2 separate regions of the Homo sapiens genome follow, and region 2 is linked to region 1. The links are chromatin contacts, found by Hi-C or POLR2A ChIA-PET in ENCODE. All regions are on one chromosome and are shown on one strand. Each heading gives the region's core, a stretch centred on a gene start or an enhancer-like site at or near the end of the contact. The rest is flanking DNA. Distances are from core to core; before and after follow the strand shown.

Region 1 (2,741 bases), core at 141-2,640:
AGCTGGGCATGGTGGCGCGCTCCTGTAGTCCCAGCTACTCGGGAGGCTGAGGCAGGAATCGCTTGAACCCGGGAGGCGAGGGTTGCAGTGAGCCGAGATCGCGCCACTGCACTCAGCCTGGCAGCAGAGCGACACTCCGTCTCAAAAAAAAAAAAAAAAAAAAAAAAAAAAAAAAAAAAAAAATAATGGAAAGCCATCACAGGTTGTCAAACAGAGAAAAAACAATTAAGTGTATATTTCAGAAAGATAATTATATTTTAATGTGTAGGATTGGCTGGAGAGAAGGGGTAGAAAGGCCAGAGAAATGTTGAAATAATTTAAGTAGGACTAATTGGTACAGATTTCTAACAGATAGCTAGAAATACAGATCTAGAGTTTGGAGAAGACAATATGGGAATACAGCTCTAGAAATAAGCCAAGTAGTAAATAATCCACCCAGGGAGGGGATATGATAGCAAAGAAGTATCAAAAGTCAGCATTTCAAGAATGATCTCCCAAACCAGGGGAAAAGTGATTCCAAACCTAGAGTAGGAGTTTTAGGAAGGGAGAAGTCAGAAAAGTGTGAATTGGGCTTAGCAATTTAGAAAGGTTTGTGGAAAAGTGTAGTTGGATGCGAGAGAATAGCGGATGGGAAGAAAACAAAGTAAGGAGACAGGTCATGTTTACCCTGGCACTCAATAAGGTCTGATAATGACTAGCAAGTAGCACCACGGGTGGGTGGGCGGCGGGGTTGTTAAAAATACGTATCTCAGCTCTAACTCAGACCTACTGAATCAGAATCTACATTTTAACAAGCCGCCAGAGAAAAGTAGTTATACCTTTAAAAAATTGACTTGGACCACCGTATTTGCTAAATTTGACAACAGAGAGTAGGAGATTCAGATAACTTGAAACGGAGGAATAGTTCAATGATTAATAGTTCCCAATTTGGCCTCAAGCTTTCTCGTTTTAATTGAAAAACAAGGTTAACTTGCAAAAACCTCGAGATTCTCAGGGAAAAGCAGTGAGGATGACCTAACAGTAGACACCAAACAACCTCACTCAGCCATTCCGCCATGCCCAGCGCGAAAGACTCAGGTTTAAAATATCCGGATTCGGCGCGCCGGATGTCCACGCCAGCTGGCGCGGCATTATGGGAATTGTAGTCCCGGCCCGCTTCCCGATTTACCACAAACTGTTGGGCCCGGAGTCGGAAGAGACCCGGGTTTGGGAAGGACCCCAGGGTCAGGCGTCCTGGTGGAAGGGCGGGCCTCTTTCTCTCTTGCTCAGCAGGGAGTCCAGAGCCCTGGAGGAAAGCCAGCTCAGCTCCGCATCGGCGTCGGCGGTTGGGACGCACACACTCTGCGTCATGGAGGGCTGAGGCCGATGATGAATTCCGGAGTGCCTGTCAGGCTTGCTGTGTCACTCGGCCCGCTCGGCGCGCCCCTTCCCAGCCGCCCTTCCGTACCGGCTCTCGGGCTCTTCCGGTCTCCGGCCGCCCCTTACCTGCAGGCTCTTCTCCCGCCGCGGCCCGGCGCTCTCCGAGTCGCCCCTGCGGACTGGTCTCGCACAGTGCCTGGGCACCGGGCGCCAGACAGACACTGGCCATGACGAGCGGCGCAACCAGGTACCGGCTGAGCTGCTCGCTCCGGGGCCACGAGCTGGACGTACGGGGCCTGGTGTGCTGCGCCTATCCGCCGGGAGCCTTTGTGTCCGTGTCCCGAGACCGCACCACCCGCCTCTGGGCCCCAGACAGGTGAGCGCTGGGAGTCGGGTTGCCCCGGCTGTGTTGCACGCTTCCCGGAGAGTGGAAGGAGAGTGACCCTTCCCTGTCAGTCCTGCCGTCTCTCTCTCCCCCCAGCCTTCCCTCTGCTCTCCGCTCCCTTCCAATTCTCAGACTATTAGAACTCTGTAAGAAACCATCGGGATTTAAGTGGAAAGAGCACAGGGTTGGGGGACCAAAGACCTGCCTTGTTGTGCTAACTTGACCACAGACGAGTCTCCTACCTTTTGGGCCTTCAGTTTTTGGACGATGATCTCCCAAGTTTCTTTTAGACTTGAAAATTTACTGATTGCAGTTGCACCCTCCGAAGTGAGGTAGTTTGAAGGCATCTGAAATGTCCTCTTTTTTTTTTTTTTTCGAAGAAGATGCTCTGTAGTCTTCTGTAAAATTTAATTTTTGAAGACTTTAGTTCTCAAAAATTGCACTGGTGAATCCTCTTTTCGTCCAGGTTAGAATTTTAGTCTGTGGTCTGTGCTGGTCCTGAGGGAGTGAAACCTCTCGGATGTTTTGTTTCTGTGCATGTGCTGTTTCTTGAGGAGAAGCAGCATCCATTGCCTTCAAAGGATTTATCAGAAGGGTTCACGAACCAAAAAAAAAAAGAAGAAAAAGGTTAGGAATCAGTCCTGATCGAGTTCACGGGTTCAGCCCTGATTTGGCTGGTTGTAACAGGATATTTAAGACCTAGAAGACAGATTGCAGTTCAGAGAAAGAAAAATTGAGGTTAGTTATTTTGTTATTTAGTAGGTCTCCCACTGCTAGAGATTTTAGAATTTGAGTCACCATCCATAAATTCAGTTGATAACTGTTGAGTGCCTCCTCTTTGTTTGGGATACTGGAGAGGAATAAAGACAGACAAGTTGCCAGTGTTTCTGGAGCTTTCTTACAGTCTGATGGGGAAGATAGATTAAAAAACAAGCCAATAAATAATTAAAAACTGGCATGTGAAGAAAACATACAGTTAATTAGGTGGAGAGATATA
Region 2 (2,741 bases), core at 155-2,654, 140 kb before region 1:
CAAGATCACAGAATATGTGGTAGATTTTCAGTGAGTGTTTACTGGAAATGAATAAAACAATGAGTAATTTAAACACAAGTCATGCATATGAAACAAAAAGTATATCATAAGGCCGGGCACAGTGGCTCACGCCTGTAATCCCAGCACTTTGGGAGGCCAAGGTGGACAGATCACGAGGTCAGGAGATCGAGACTATCCTGGCTAACATGGTGAAACCCCCATCTCTACTAAAAATACAAAAAATTAGCTGGGTGTAATGGTGGGCACCTGTAGTCCCAGCTACTCGGGAGGCTGAGGCAGGAGAATGGCATGAACCCAGGAGGCAGAGCTTGCAGCGAGCTGAGATTGCACCACCGCACTCCAGCCTGGGCGACAGAGCGAGACTCCATCTCAAAAAAAAAAATATTTTATACATCGCTGAGCATGGAAATACATAATGAATTTAAATATTACTTATTTAGAAAGTTCAGTTATTGTTCAATGTTCACTGAAATTTTCATAAGAGGTTTCAGTGAGGGGAAAATATTTGAGTTGGGCTTTGAAGTATGGATAGACTATAAATAAATGGATGGGAGGGAGAAAGTTGAGGTGGAGGCAGCTACAGGCAAAGTCATGAGTGGGCAAGAACATGGCTGTGTAGAGTGAAGTGGATTAAAACACTTTCCTAGGAGCCTTTCAACTCTAACTTTGTTTCCCCACAATATGTAGAGGCTCTGCAATCAATGTCTACTAATGTTATGGGTCTTGTTAATATTTAACTTTCTTCAATATAATAACAAATATGGAAACATCATCAGATAAATAATTAAGTCAAAGAATGTAAGAACTAGGAGACCCTTAACATTTCCCAGGGCAATACACATGGTAAATGGCAGACTTGGGTGTGAACAGATATTTCTGGTTTCCATGTTCTTTATTCTTTCTACCTACAAGGTTTGATTCCTCATTTACAAATGAGGAATGAAGTCTGGAGAACTTATATTACATAGGTTTGTTGTTGTTGTTGTGGTTGTTGTTTTGGTTTTGAGACAGGGTCTAGCTCTGTTGCCCAGGCTGGAGTGCAGTGGCACGATCTCGGCTCGCTGCAAACTCCACCTCCTGGGCTCAAGCAATCTTCCTACCTCAGCCTCCTGAGGAGCTGGGACTAGAGGTGCACGCCACCACGCTCTGGCTGATTTTTGTAATTTTTGTAGAGACAAGGTTTCACCACATTACCCAGACTGGTCTCAAACTCCTGGGCTCAAGCGATCCGCCCTCCTCTGCCTCCCAAAGTGCTGGGATTACAGACATGAGTCACTGCACCCGGCCCATAGTTTTTATTAAAGAGCAAATGCAGTCAGGTTTTTGCATTCCAGTTTCTCTGGGAACACAGAATAACAATATATAATATAAATAGAACGCAGATACCAGGCTCTGTCACGCAGAAACAGAAGTCAAAAGCAGAGGAGTAGGTTACGGAGGAAGATGAATCTATTTGGTTTGTGTTGAATTTGAGTTTCTGCTAGATAAGCTTTGGATTTCCAGAGCACCCTTCTCAGAAGATTCTCCAAATTATGGGGAAACCACTTAGAGTTCTGGCAGAAATAATAAACTGTTTGTATATGCGTCTGTTTATTCTAATTCCAAACATTCCTTTTCTCCTTCAGTTAAGTGACCAAGTTGTGAATCGGCCCTTTGACAGTTAGGTATTATGTGTGTGTGCATTTTCTTAGCTTGATAGTTTAAATTACCCTGTAATCATTTGCTTCTTTGAAGGTTTAGGCTGAAAAGAAGACATATGGCACTTCTTAGTCACTCCCACGCTGGAAGATATGCCTGGTCTCTACCTTCACCCACTTGTCTTCATTTCAGTGGAAACCTCATAAAGACCAGGCCCACTGCTTGTCTAAACCTAGAGCTGATGAGAAAAGACAATCCCAATGTTACTGTAAAAGAATATTCTGTGTCCTGCCCCTGACTTTCCCCAGGAATTGGGGCAGAATCTCTCTTCCTTTTCATGAACACATTGCCCACTTAATTTGAGTTAGTGTTTTTTTAAAAAAATAAAATTGAGTTTCTGCAGTCCTTTAAAAAGATGACAAATGTCTTAGAAAAATAAATATTTTCCAGGATGCTCTCATCTTAAGGATAGTTGTGATTCAAGAAATAAGAAAATACAACTGATAAGAAACTCAGATAATATTCTCATTGCCTAAGTTTCTCGATGTGTTGAGAAAGAAAGCTAATAACACTTAGATTTATGTTTAAAAATGTATTTTCATGTTTAATGAAACATATGGGATAGTTTTGTTCTTTAAATAATTTGAAATTTCATAGGTACTTTGTTTCAAATTTCATTTTCATGGTGTCTTTTAAATTGGTTCATTTGGCCATGGACTAATCAGATTTTTTCCTGTTGATCTGCAGGCTAGAGGTTTCACAGTTTTAAGTCTTTTGCATTTTGAACAGTTTCCTTTTAGCCAATTTTTTTTTTTGCCTTTTTTTTGGTTGTTGTTGTTGTTGTTTTGTTTGTTTGTTTGAGACGGAGTCTCCCGCTGTCACCCAAGCTGGAGTGCAATGGCATGATCTCGGCTCACTGCAACCTCTGCCTCCTGGGTTCAAGCGATTCTCCTGCCTCAGCCTCCTGAGTAGCTGGGATTACAGGTGCCCGCCACCATGCCTGGCTAATTTTTGCATTTTTAGTAGAGACGGGGTTTCACCATGTTGGTCAGGCTTGTCTCGAACTCCTGACCCCGTGATCT

What was found. A loop is a pair of places that touch in the nucleus more often than their neighbours do. ChIA-PET counts read pairs that join two places held with the same protein, here RNA polymerase II (POLR2A).
Region 2: a loop to region 1 is called in a map of IMR-90, with 2.2 times the contacts of the local background. The contact joins the enhancer-like site here to the promoter of PLAA in region 1. A Hi-C loop is called at or near these places in 1 of 168 maps with a recorded cell type or tissue (IMR-90). POLR2A ChIA-PET finds 5 or more read pairs at or near these places in 1 of 52 experiments (OCI-LY7).

Annotation. Positions count from the first base shown.
Region 1 is chr9:26,945,891-26,948,631 of GRCh38, reverse strand. PLAA (phospholipase A2 activating protein) reads left to right here and starts at 1,390. Exons shown (of 14, transcript NM_001031689.3): 1 at 1,390-1,735. The coding sequence starts at 1,587. It also overlaps a transcript of IFT74 not described here. RefSeq lists enhancers at 1,067-1,376, 966-1,639, 1,637-1,896, 1,640-2,315.
Region 2 is chr9:27,086,079-27,088,819 of GRCh38, reverse strand. No RefSeq gene overlaps it. Among named protein-coding and RNA genes, the nearest start is that of TEK, 22 kb to the left of the region's middle. Within about 2 kb of position 1,404, at least 2 of the 41 ENCODE cell types and tissues checked have a DNase peak (open chromatin) inside an H3K27ac peak, as active enhancers do; they include IMR-90, where a contact is called at or near this core.